2 separate regions of the Homo sapiens genome follow, and region 2 is linked to region 1. A link is a contact called in ENCODE Hi-C data. All regions are on one chromosome and are shown on one strand. Each heading gives the region's core, a stretch centred on a gene start or an enhancer-like site at or near the end of the contact. The rest is flanking DNA. Distances are from core to core; before and after follow the strand shown. Region 1 holds the start of TMEM271 (transmembrane protein 271). Region 2 holds the start of SLC26A1 (solute carrier family 26 member 1).

Region 1 (6,531 bases), core at 1,458-3,957:
GGGACACACACCTTTGGACCACAGGGAAATCCTGCCTCTTATGGAGGACCGTCTGTCCGGGGCAGGGGAGGGCAGGGAGGCAGTTCGCGGAGCCTGAGTGTGAGCGGCGCTCCGCCAGTCACTGGCTCCTGCATGGGAAGCCTCTGTGAGGGCAGTGGGGCCGCCTACCTTCGTGTGCCGCAAGGACTGAATGAAAATCTGTGTAGAGCACTCGGAGCGGCACCTGGAGGGCAGTGGGATCCCACAAAACTGAGTTACATCTCAGTGGGGTGAAGCGAGCATCTGGGAAATGCAAAGGCAGACGCCGGTGAGGACGTGGAGAGGCGACACACCCCAGGCTGCAGGAGGTGACTGTGCAGAGGCCCGGTGGCAGGAGCAAGCCGCCAGTGGGATGGAGGCCTCTAGAAAGGGGCCAGGGAGGCTGGAGGCCAGACTGGGGAGAAATTCTGCAGGACTGACCTGCCTCCTATGGGATCTCTGATGGCAGAAACCCCTCCAAGCTGTTTTTCCCTGCCCTAAGAGGGCACAGCCCCATCCTTCCACCCTCACCCTTTAGGGAGGCAGGAGGATGAGGCCCCATCCGTTCACTTCCTCCTCCAAAGCCTAATCATCGTGGCTGCAGCAGCCTTGCTGCATTGGGAATGGAGAGGCCGCTCCGCCCTCACTGGAGGGGGCTGCAAACCTCGTTTCCCTGGAAACTGAAATAATCAGTGGAAGTCAGCTCATGGTAAGTCTGCTTGCGCGCGTGGGTGCCACAATTATTACACAAGCTGATTTACACACTGTCCTTTGAAAACCTATGCACCATAAATGCAAAGGAAGGGTCACTATTCCTGTTCTGGAGAGTCATCGTGCAGGAGATACAGGACCGTTCGCGAGGTTCTAAAATCTGCACTCTCTGCTAAAAATACAGTGAAACATGCTCGTCCTCCTCGCAGCGATAGCAGTTGAAGTAAATCCCACGCAGATGTCCAGGAGCGCATGAAGGGCCTTCACATAGATTCACATGGGCAGATGGCTTCCGAGAAAGGTAGGCGACAGGACCGCGCCCGCGCTGCCTGGATGGAGTCTGTGGGTGCAGCTTCCTTCAGACAGAGCCTCTGGGGTCTCTGTCCGGGCCCACCGGGCACCACGGGACACACTGCGCCCTTCAAGGGCATGAAGCTGTGCGCTCTGGATGACGGCTCCACAGGCCAGAACTTGCTAAGGCTGGTGACAGGGACGGAGGTGCGTTCTCAGGGCGTCCCTCCACCTCCCCCGGCGCCCGGAGCGCGTTCCCTGCTGCAGCCACCGAATCCGGCGCAAAGTTATTTAACGCTGCAATTAGCCGGCAGGGTGAGTCATCGGCTCCCCAGCCTCTTGCCGCCGCAGCAGAAACGAACTGGAAGGGACCAGGGGTGCAGGCCCAGCTGCTCGGCCGAGGGCCTTCCGGAGACGCTCCCATCCCCCCAACCAAGGGGCCGAGGCGAGCTCCTCTCAGGAAGAGGCTGGAGGGCCCAGAGAGGCCGAAGAGGTGACCTTCCCCCACCCCACGCACCCAGCCGCCCCACGCCTTCCTCTCACCCACCTCGAATCGTCAGGGTAGGAATGAGGCGGAGGAATTCGCCGCCCTCGTCCCCCTCACTCAGGCCGTGAACCGCCTTCTGATGAATTAATTCACGTGCACCCGCGTCTGGGGAAAATTCCTGTCTGATGCAGACGAGCTTTGCAGACTAAAACCAAACGAGACTCATCCTAGGTTCTAAGACGTCGTCTCCAGCTTGACTCAAATGGCTGGTCCTAAAAGTCAGCGCCCCTACTCATCCCCCGAACCGCGGGCACACGCTCACGGCACACCCCGCACACACGCGCGCGCACACACATGCACACACCACACACGCACCCACAAGCAACACACCGCACACGCGCACACGTCAGCACTTCCCAGAGACCCTGATCGTCCCCATCCCTTGAACAACCCCCTCCCCCCACAGCACCCAGGCTCACTCCTCCCTTACCCCCAGCTCCCGGCCCCTCCCCCTCCCTCCCCGGGCTCCTTCCCACCCCCCCCCAGCTCCCGGCCCCTCCCCCTCCCTCCCCGGGCTCCTTCCCACCCCCCCCAGCTCCCGGCCCCTCCCCCTCCCTCCCCGGGCTCCTTTCCCCCCCACCCCAGCACCCGGGCTCTCCTCCTTTCCTCCCTCCTTTCCCAGGCTCCCCCTTTCCCCTTCTCCTTACCCAGGCTCTCCCCCATACCCACTCACCCCTAGCACACAAGCTCCCCTCTCCCCCTCTCCCTGCATCCCCATAACTTCCACAGGCTTCCCGGCCGCTGGCAGGCGGGTGGGCGGGAAGTGCGGCCCAGACCCAGTGGATAGAGAGGGGAGAGAGGGGAGCGCAGACGCAGGGGCGCCGAGCGGTGGGGAGCGCTGAGGGTGGGGCCCAGGGGGTCCGGGAGAGCCAGCTGGGGGTGGAGAGCTGCGTTTCCGCAGCGGCCCGCGCCGGATAGGGGCGCGGATAGGGAGGGAAGGCGGAGAGACGCGGCCAGGGGCCCCCGCTCCGGGAGGAGGAAGCGGAGGGGCGTCCCGGGGGTGGCGGGGGCTGCCGGGGGCGGGGAAGGGCGGCGCCAGGGCGAGGCGCGCGGGGCCGCGGGCGGGGTGGGGGGTTGGGGGGGAACGAGCCTCCTGGGAGGGGCCCCGCGGGCTGGGGAGGGGGCGCGCGCCCTGCGGTCTCTGCGCCGCATCGGTTCCCGGCGCGGGGTCGCGGCGGCGGCGGCGGCGGCGGCGGCGGCGGGAGGCGGAGGATGCGGGCTCCGGCGGCGGCGGCGCGGGCCCGGGAGGACGCGGGAGGATGAGGAGGAGGCCGGCGGTCCGGCCGCGCGGCGCCGGGAGGAGGCGCAGGCGGCGGGGGCGGCGGCGGGCGGCGGCGGGCGCGCGGGGTGCGGGCCGGCTCGGGCGCGGAGGATGAAGTGGAGCGTCCGCGGGGCCTGCGCCGCGCTCTCCTCCTGCCTCCTGCTCGCCTGCGCGCTCAGCGCCGCCGCCGTCGGCCTCAAGTGCTTCTCGTTGGGCTCGGAGCTGCGCGGGGAGCCGTTCCGCCTGGGGGCCGCCGCCGGCGCCTTCTACTCCGGGCTGCTGCTGGCCGCCGGCCTCTCACTGCTCGGCGCCGCCCTGCTCTGCTGCGGACCCCGGGACGCGCCCCTCGCGGGGTCGGAACCGGGCCCGGGTTTGGGGGTCCCCGCGGCGCCGGCAGGCGCTCCCGAGGCCACGCCGGGCGAGTCGGGGGCCGCGGCCGGGGCCCCGGGGCCGGTGAGCAGCCAGAACCTGCTTCTGCTCGGCGTCCTGGTCTTCATGCTCGGGGTCCTCAGCGCATTCGCGGGCGCCGTGATCGACGGCGACACCGTGTCCCTGGTGGAGCGCAAGTACTCGCACTACTGCCTGCCCCCGCGGGCGCCAGGTTCGAGCCCCGGCTCGGCCCCGGGCTCAACCCCCGGCTCGGCCCCGGGCTCGGCCCCCGGCTCGGCGCCGGGCTCGGCCCCCGGCGCCCCGCGCGCTCGCAGCACCCTGGACAGCGCCACGTCCGCCAAGTGCCGCCAGCTGAAGGACTACCAGCGCGGCCTGGTGCTCTCCACCGTCTTCAACTCGCTTGAGTGCCTGCTGGGCCTGCTCAGCCTCCTGCTCGTCAAGAACTACAAGTCGTCGCAGGCCCGGCGCGGTCGGCGCGGCAGGCGGAGGGGAGGCCGGGCCCTGGCGCGGCCCCGCGGCGGCTCCGGGCTCCGCGCGCAGCCGCCCGCCTCTCGGGCGCGCCGGGGCCGGCGGGGCCGGCGGGGGCGGCGGCTGCAGCAGCGGCCGAGCGAGGCCTCCATCCTGTCCCCGGAGGAGTCGGACCTGGCCGCCCCCGGGGACTGCGCGGGCTTCGCGGCGCACCACGCGGTCTCCTACATCAACGTAGGCGTCCTCCACGCGCTGGACGAGGCGGGCGCGGAGGTGCGCTGCGGGGGGCACCCGTCGGTGGAGCTGCCGGGGTACGCGCCCTCGGACCCCGACCTCAACGCCTCCTACCCCTACTGCTGCCGGCCGCCCTGCGAGACGCCGCGGCCCTGGGAGACCCATCGGGCCTGCTGATCCCGCGGGCCGGACCCCCATCCCGCGGACCGCGCTTGCGTTCCACCCACCCCGCCCCGCTCAGGACCCCCGCGGCAAGGGAGGACGGGCAGCGGGGCGGGGTCCAGGGCCAGGCCTCAGGGGCGCCGCCTCTTCCACGTGGCTTTGCAGCCTCCGGCCTGGCCCCCTCTGCGGGCTCCGTGACCACAGGAGGGGGCCCCTGATGTGACCATTTCTGTATCTGGGAGGTTTCTCTTCTTATTTGTGTCGTTCATATCTGGATTCCATTTTCAAGTTTACAATAAATGTTTGGGCTTGGCTAGCCCGACTGCACTTTTCTTGGCAAGTCCAAACCCTGGGGCTGCTCTGCCTGGTGGTCCGAGGCGAGGGGGACAGAGCGAGCGCCCCAGGACGGCGACTTCCCACGGAGGAAGAGCAGACAGAGACGCAGAGCAGCTGGTAATTCAGAAAGAAGAAGTGAGAACACCCAACAGCAACACTTTGTACACGGATGTGCCTGCTTTTGTTGATACTTTCTTACTGTAAAGCTCTCCATAAATAGTGAAAATGTTTGGTAAATTTATTGCAATTTAAAATTGGTGAGTTCCTTTATTAAATTAATTGCTATGTTATTGGAGAATATTCATCAAATTGGAATTAGAGGATGTCTACGCACAAGTCAGTGTGGGGGGAAATGGTTTCATTTGGTCGGACAAATGTTGAGTTTGAACAGTTGTATTCTGCTAGCTAGTTGACTGAATCCAGCCTCTTTCTAAAGCTAACTTTCTGTGTGTGTAGAGACCCTGATGCCACATCCCATACATTTCTTTTTTCTTTTCTTTTTTTTTTTTTGGAAACTGGTTGTGTGGTTTCGACTGCAAAGCAGATCTTATTTTTGATTAATACATATGAACAATTTAATCCTATTTCGGAAAATCAGTCATAGTTTTTCTGGCATAGATAATTTTCCTGTTGATTATTTCATTAATCTGGTAATTTTGAGTATGATAGCATTTCATTTCAAATATACCCCGTAATCGCCTTAATTGATGTGAAGGTCATACTTTTAAATGATGAGGCTATGTGTGTGTGTGTTTTCACACATGATATGAAATGAGTTCCATATGCTCGTGGAGTGTGTTTCCATCTGTCTGCTGGGCTGGCTGGGAGCCAGTCCGGCTCCAAGTCTTGGGAAAAGGTGATCGGACTCCCACATGCTGGAATTGTGGCATCAGGCTGGTAGCTGCTGACCCTGAGCAGCTGGGAGCAGAGCCACAGCCTGGTGGGAAAGATGAGTACCTCCTGCCGTGGGACTGGGGAGGCAGCCAGTGCTCTGCGGGGTGAGTGCCAGCACAGAGCAGTTAGGAGAGAGAAGCTACAGAAACCACGTGTAATATCTGTATTGTGTATGGAAGTCTACTTATAGCTGTGAAAAAGTAGCCAAATTTAAGGATGGAGCATAGTTTTCAGGTGCAGGCTCTGGAGTGAGGCCTCTCCTCAGCTCCTAGTTGCCCAAAGCTGGAGCTCCCTATACCCCTGGTGACCAAGGCCCCCATCCCTGCTGGCTTCTGGCTGGGCTTCCCTGCTACTGCAGAGGCCACAAGAGGCAGGAGGCTCCAGCCCCATTTCCATGATGGGAAGTGAAACCTGTCACCATTCAGGGGGCTGATCTCCAGAGCTGGCAAACCTTCCCCTGCTGATGCCTGCTCAGTTACTGCGAAGCTTGGGGATCTGGTCAAAGATGCCATGGGCCAGTGTCCTCTCCTTGCTATGTGGATGCTGCTGGAGGACAAAGAATCACAGCCAATTTACTAGGTTTTCATCCACAGGCTTCTTCAGATAGTGGCTCATAATAGGCCTCCCTGAATGGTGGAGTGAGAAAGGGGGTCCAGCCAGACAGAGGGCATGACCTGACTGGTCCCACTGTCCATTTACAGCCCAGTCCTTTCCTGCCCCAGGACAACCAGCCCAGCAGTCATCAACCTAAGCAAAAATGTGATCGCTGGCAGAGCAGTGTGACTTTTAAGATACTTCCTTCTGTCTGCTCACATCCAATCAGCGTGGCATTGTCAGGTGCCTCCTGCTTTCCGAGCAGAGGCCTCTCAGGTGGCTGCAAGGCCAGCCTCCCAGAACTACGCAACAGGGGCAGCCAGGTGGACCTGCCCGGGGGTGGGCACTTGGTGGCTCCCTGCAGAAGGCTGCCTGGCACTGCCCTGGCTGGAGCAAATGCATGGGCAGTGCAGATGCAAAAAGCCAAATTTCTTGTGTGCTTTTTGTTTTCCGAAGTGTTTAGTTTTAATTTTGTTTGTACAGCTTAAAATGTTAGATGCCTTATGAGTCTTTCAAACTTGTGATCAAAATCGGCGACCTCTTTAGAGTGTCAGGCTTTTCTTGGGACAGAACAGAAGGCAGAAGATAGGGGCAGAGGCCCATGGCCAGGAGTAGGCTTCACACC
Region 2 (6,531 bases), core at 3,724-6,223, 420 kb before region 1:
CAGTCTCCCCATGCCACAGCACCCCCAGCTCCACAGCAAAGGTCTGGACACCTCAACGCCTCCCTTCTGGTCCTCCCATGGTGTACAAGATCAAGGCAGAGCCTTGGCAGGAGTCTACAGCCTTTGGGTGTGGGCTCCTGCTCCGCCCCGCCTCTGCTGGTCCCCACCTGCTCCTGTACCCCGGGCTGGGTGTCCAGCAGGAGCAGCAGGAGTCCCTGGGGTCCACCCCACCCGGCCCCTACCACCTCTCCTCCCCTCCATCCAAAGGACACACTGGTAGCAAAGAAGTATAACTTAAGAGGCACTTGGATAAGAATTAAATGCCCAGAAGGTGCATTCCAAAGTCCCACGGAGTTGGAGTAGCGGGGCACGGTGACCTGGAGGAAAGTGAAGACCCAGCTGGGCTTCAGGTTTTCTCTGCAGAACCCCAAGGCGATAGCCCGGCAGCCCCTGACCCTAGCGGGGGGAGCCCCAGCATCAGAGATGTCCCTGGCCTGACACCCAAGGCGCCTCTGAGTGTCATCTGGCAGGGCCAGCCTCGCAGCGAGGGGAGCCCGGGACAGGGATCCCCGCCCCCAGGCCCAGGAACCCCGGGGTCAGTCCACAGGCCCGAGGGCCCACCCTCCGCCTGGCCCCCATTGGGAGGGGCCTTGAGAGACCGACGCTGGGGAGGGGACTGGGCCGGCGAGATGGAGCGCGCAGCCCACCCCCAGGGCCGGAGACGCAGACGAGCCACCGCCCAGCCCGGGAACGGAAGCCGCGGGGGCGCGTCAGCCCTTGTAGACCCCGCGCGGGGTGTCGCTGGGGCCGCGGCGGCCGCACAACGGGCTCATTCACCGCGCGGCCGCGGCTGAGCGGCCGCCCGGGTCCCCACGTCCCCGCCCCTGGGCCCGAGCGCGTGAGCCGCTAAGACCGCGCGGCTGCCGGGCCTGGTGAGTGCGCGGGGCGGGGCCGCGCGTGCATGGGGGTTCGCAGGCGGTGGGGGGAGACCGCGCGGGGTGGGGAGCAGGGCCGCGCTCTCCTGAGGGTGGGGGTGGGAGTGCGGGGCAGGGGCGGAGGCCGGGCCCGCTGGGCTGGGGGCGCGGGGCGGGTACAGACCCGCCTCTTGGGAGAACCTGCATCTGTGGCCGGGACGAAGGGGACACAGGTGCTAGAGGGTGCGGGCCGGGGCCTCCTCTTCTCCAGACCTCGGAGCTCGCCCACCCGCGGGAGGGTCTCTGGGAATAAACTCGGGTCCGGTCTCAAAGCCCTGTCGGCCGGGCTTCTTCCCACGGGTGGGAGGCAAGGATGCAAGGTCTCCTTTCCCAGTAAATGGACTCCAATGTAAAACGGCTGATTTAAAGACAAAACTAAGGAAGTAAGCGTGTGACACAAGACTGGCCAGGGGTTCAGGCGGGAGGGGGGTTCAGGAGGGAGGCGGATTCAGGCAGGTCCCAGTTGCTGGGGCCCCCACGCCCCCTGTCCTGCGTGGGCCAAGCGGGGAAGGAAGGAGGTGTTGGCAGCCCTGCGCGTGCACAGGCTCGGGGTAGAATGGGCTACCCACTCTCTCTGGCCAGCAAGGCCCCTGGACCCCCTGGGCACTCAGCCTCTGGGCCTGGCCACAGGACAGCACCAGCCACTGCCTCAATGCTCAGAGAAACTGAGGCAGAGACACGTGGGAGGGGGCAGGTCAGGCCCCAAGGATCCTGCAGTGATGACCTCACCTACTTTAGACACCCAGCCTAGGTGGGGACTAAAAGGGCATAAGGCCCAATGCCTGCAGAAGACCTGAGGCCAGGCCCCTGCAGTGCGGCTGAGGCTGTTCCTGAACTACGCTCACCTGCCTAAAACCTCACCACAGGTCCCCATAAGCCAGCCTCTGGAAACCTCCACCACCTTTCCTGAGGGGGGAAGGGCCACCTCCCACTCCAGGTTTTTCTGTGGCCCCAGGTGGCACTGCCCACCCCACCCTGCATGCAGGCGTCTGCACCAGGTGCCCCACCCCTGCTGTAGCACCCAGGTCCTCCCTGCCTCCTTTAGGGAGACCTTGAGGGAACAACCCCAGCCCCCTGGGTCTCCCCAGTTCTCCAACAACCCTGCTGGTGGCTGCACCCAGAGGGGCCCTTATCTGTCCCAGGGAGGGACCTGAGGCCCTGCGTGACTGCCTTACCCCACCCACTGGCCAACCGCTTCTTACAGCACAGCTCCCAACTGCTGAGCAAACAGCTGCTTCCCAGGGACCACTGGGGCCCAGGTTGGGCTGGGGTGGAAGCAAGGGCTCAGACTCTGGAGGACAGGGCAGGGGCTTCGAGGAGAAATCAGACTTGGAGAGGGCATCCCAGGTGGAGGCTATGGGGGTATGAGACCCTGGAGCCTGTTCAGCTCTGCCCGAATCTCACACTCAGGGGTACGAGACCCCAGAGCGTTCAGCCCTGCCCGCATCTCACACTCTGGGGTACGAGACCCTGGAGCATTCAGCCCTGTCCACATCTCACACTTAGGATGTCTCCTACTCTCTGGCCATCCCAACTACATTCCACTCCCATTTCACCTCCAAATGGGGGCACTGCAGCCCAGTCTTCCCTGGGCTCACCCAGGGCTGTGGGGAACTAGCAGCGCTTGGCAGACGGCTTCCACAAGGAGGTACCTTTGGTGGGGTGAGTGTCCAGGGTCTCCTCCCTCCGGGGCTGTGCCCCATCAATGTCAGTGTCCTCGTCTTGGGGAAATGGAGCCCCGGCACATCAGCTGGTTCTGCGAGACCCTCGGCTTCAATCCCACATGGACAGGAGAAGTAGAGCCTGTGGCTTCTGTTCCCCGGACAGAGTCAGGCTGCCCAAGGTGCCAGGGCCGGGTTGGCCTTCCAGCCCCACCCGAGGGACCCACCGCAGCCTCCTGGCCTCCCTTGGGATGGGAGAGCACTGAGGGCTGCAGCCCCTCGTTACACTCACCCTCCGGCCACAGGTGCCCCGTGCAGGCTCCCACCCAGTACTCACTGTCAAAGTCGGGGGGACCTGAGGCTCCCAAGGAATTTTTTTTTTTTTTTTGAGACAGAACTGGCCGGGCACGGTGGCTCACGCCTGTAATCCCAGCACTTTGGGAGGCCGAGGCGGGTGGATCACAAGGTCAGGAGTTCAAGACTAGCCTGACCAACATAGTGAAACCCTGTCTCTACTAAAAATACAAAAATTAGCCGGGCGTGGTGGCACACGCCTGTAGTCCCAACTACTCAGGCGGCTGAGGCAGGAGAATCGCTTGAACCCGGGAGGCAGAGGCTGCAGTGAGCCGAGATTGTGCCACTGCACTCCAGCCTGGGCAACAGAGCGAGACTCCATCTCAAAAAAAAAAAAAAAAGACTTGTAGGCTGGAGTGAAGCGCTACAAACATACCTCACTGCAGCCTGGACCTCCAGGGCTCAAGCAATCCTCCTACCTTAGCTTCCCAAAGTGCTGGGCCAATGACAGCGTTTGTTTTTGAGACGGGCTCTTGCTCTGTGGCCTAGGATAGGGTGCAGTGGCCTAATCATACCTCATGGCAGCCTCAAACTCCTGGGCTCAAGCCATGCTCCCACCTGAGCCGCTTGAGTAGCTGGGATACAGGCACACACCACCACACCCAGCTAATTTTTTACTTTTAATTTTTTAAAGGTTGGGGGGCAGGGGGCGGCCGGGTGCAGTGGCTCAAGCCTGTAATCCCAGCACTTTGGGAGGCCGAGGTGGGTGGATCACGAGGTCAGGAGATCAAGACCATCCTGGCTAACATGGTGAAACCCCGTCTCTACTAAAAATACAAAAAATTAGCCGGGCGTGGTGGCGGGTGCCTGTAGTCCCAGCTACTCGGGAGGCTGAGGCAGGAGAATCACTTGAACCCGGGAGACAGAGCTTGCAGTGAGCCGAGATCATGCCACTGTACTCCAGCCTGGGCAACAGAGCGAAACTCCGTCTCAAAAAAAAAAAAATTAGCCGGGCGCGGTGGCGGGCGCCTGTAGTCCCAGCTACTCAGGAGGCTGAGGCAGGAGAATGGCGTGAACCCAGGAGGCAGAGCTTCCAGTGAGCCGAGATCACACCACTGCATTCCGGCCTGGGTGACAGAGCAAGACTCCGCCTCAAAAAAAAAAAAAGAAAAGGTGGGGGGCGTCTCACTATGTTGACCAGGCTGGTCTTGAACTGCTGGCCTTAAGCGATCCTCCTGTCTAGGCCTCCCAAAGTGTTGGAATTACAGGAGTGAACCATCGTGCCTGGCTAATAATTCCTTTTAAAAAGCAGCTTACCCTTATTTTCACGTGTGGGCCTAATTTAGTTCACTTAAAAAAATCATTTATCTTCACCCCAGCCCTATGAGGCAGGCACTGCCGGTCCTGGTCTGTGGTAGAGGGGAGGGCAGAGGAGCCGTGAGGGTGACCAGGCGCTGTGGGTCGGTGCTGGGTCCAGTCAGACCAGGACTCCTGGCCAGTCACGGCACCTTGACCCCGGCAGTCCTCGCCCTGGGCGGTGAGCACCACACACAGGGCTTACGCGAGCACACACGCATATGCACGCACCGGCAGCCTTGGGCTGAGCCGGCTGTCAGCCTCTGCCCTGCTCCAGCTTGGACCAGGCTGGCTCCTTGCAGGACCAGGAGGGTGTCCGGCGACTGGACACGGAGACCAAGCCTCCCTCAGCCCCGCCTGGGTTTGAAGGCTGCTGCACTCGACCCCAGACCCCAGAGCTGAAGGTTTACCTGTGCTCAGCCCCTGAGCCCCCGCCTCCCGCTGGTCCCTAAGCCCCCCCGGCAGGGCCGCAGAGCCACAGCTGCAGCGGCTCCTGGGAGGCTGGGAGCTCCTCAGAGGCCCACACAGCTCTAACTCCTACAAGCCCCTGATTACAGTTCAACTCCCGGATCAGCCGATCAGGTAACATGGCTGGAGAAACCCATGACTCAGCAATCTGTAGGTAAATAATTGAACTACAGAGTCCAGGGCACAGACCACTGCCTGCAGGTTGGCGCCACCACCCCCACTCTCCCCGCTGCTCGCGGGAGCCAGAGGGCCCTGCGGTCCTCGGTGGTCTTGCCAGCCCCTCGTCATCCCAGGGCCCTCCGCGCCTGTGAGGACTCCCTCAGGTAAGAACCATCCTGGGCCCAGATCTCAGCTGCAGCAGAGGGGGGCGTGGGAGCCGAGGCCAGAAATGCCCTGGACTCGTGGTTTCTTAGGGGCACCCTCAGGCTCAAGGCAGGTGGCCCTACTGTCCCCATTCCACACACCTGGACCCCAGGGGCTTGGGGTGGGCTTCAGGGCATCCAGGGACCCAGTGTGGTGGGGTCTTCCAGGGAAGGGGACACAACTCTTGCAATGTTGCCTGAGGGCCAGGACCCCCGCTCTGTGCCCCAGGGGTGCTGTGCCCAGCCTGCATGTGTCAACCTACCAGGCTGGGCTCACTGCCCCAACACACCCGCCAGGAGACTGGAGCTCGCACACCCTGGGCCAGCGTGCAAACAGCAGGCTCAGCCCAGGCTCCAGGGTGTCCTGGGCACCTGGTGTCCTGGGAGCAAAGTCTTTGCCTAACGTCGCTGAGAAGAATGTTTAAAGTGAAAGTACATTGGAGTCTGCAAACAGGACAGACCCGAGGCCTCACGTGGGACCAGTCAGGCCTCTAAGCACCGCCTCCCTAACGCCACGGTGTTTTCCGAGATCAAGGGAAAGGTCAGGTGCCCTTCCGGCTCTGCCGGCCCAGGGTGACTGTGTGCAGCGGGCTGGGCCCTCTCGGTGCTGCCTCGGGACAGTGTGTCATGGCCGTTCCACAGTGAGCTGGTGCAGCCTGGGAAAAAGGGCGCCTCACGTCCCAGAACTGTCTGGGCAGGGGAGACAGACGCCAGTCACCCTCCTCCCCTCCCAGCTGGCCCTGATGGGGCCCCCGTCCAGGCATATTCTCAGAATTCTGTCCCAAGTCCAGGCGGATGGGCTAGGCTAGTGTCTGAGTGCTGCTCCCCCAGCAGACTTGGGGTCCCAGTACCCACAAAGCTTGGCAGGGACATAGGAGGCCTCTTCCTGAGACTTCCGCCAGCCCCAGGACCCACAGGGCAGGTGACAGAGGGGTGGGTGGAGGTGTCTCCAGGAGAGCAGGCGATGGTTTGGATGGGGGAGGGAGGGCTCTGGTGTGGGCATGGGGTGGACAGCAGGACCGTTTGCCAACCTGGGGAGCCAGGGAGGTGGACACGGAGCAGCTGGACTCAGGCTTGCCTGCACCTGTGTCCAGTGACTGTGACATTCTGACGGTAGGCACATGTGCGTGGTGGCAGCCCAGCCTGTTCCTGCCCCGTTGGGGAGGTGAGCTTCAGGAGGCTACAGGGTGGTTTTCAGCCAGGAACCGCAGAGCCAATAGGCCGGAGCTGAGCCTGGACAGGGTGCCGCCACGCCGCCCCTCAGCACTGCTGGCCTCAGCACACCCCATGGCATGGGCTTGGTGTCGTAATCCCATCTCACCTCACGATGGATTCTGGATCCAGCAGGGCCCAGCGTCCATCCATACCGGGCAGGGGGCTGGGGCCCGCGCTGCCAGGAGAAGGCCCAGCACCAAT

What was found. Hi-C counts contacts between places; a loop is a spot of excess contacts on that map.
Region 2: a map with no recorded cell type shows a loop between it and region 1 (6-fold over the local background). The contact joins the promoter of SLC26A1 here to the promoter of TMEM271 in region 1. A Hi-C loop is called at or near these places in 1 of 37 single-sample maps with no recorded cell type.

The regions. Positions count from the first base shown.
Region 1 is chr4:572,471-579,001 of GRCh38, reverse strand. TMEM271 (transmembrane protein 271) reads left to right here and starts at 2,707. Exons shown (of 1, transcript NM_001362796.2): 1 at 2,707-5,122. The coding sequence starts at 2,940. The coding sequence ends at 4,097. It overlaps LOC105374338 (a long non-coding RNA gene), which reads right to left and starts at 1,834. Exons shown (of 3, transcript NR_148199.1): 1 at 683-1,834; 2 at 169-282. RefSeq lists enhancers at 3,359-4,052, 4,425-4,514.
Region 2 is chr4:991,846-998,376 of GRCh38, reverse strand. It overlaps SLC26A1 (solute carrier family 26 member 1), which reads left to right and starts at 4,973. Exons shown (of 3, transcript NM_022042.4): 1 at 4,973-5,076. All of the region lies in intron 2 of IDUA (alpha-L-iduronidase), which reads right to left. It overlaps LOC124900646, which reads right to left and starts at 12. Exons shown (of 2, transcript XM_047416476.1): 1 at 1-12. The coding sequence starts at 12. RefSeq lists enhancers at 4,013-4,824, 4,825-5,636.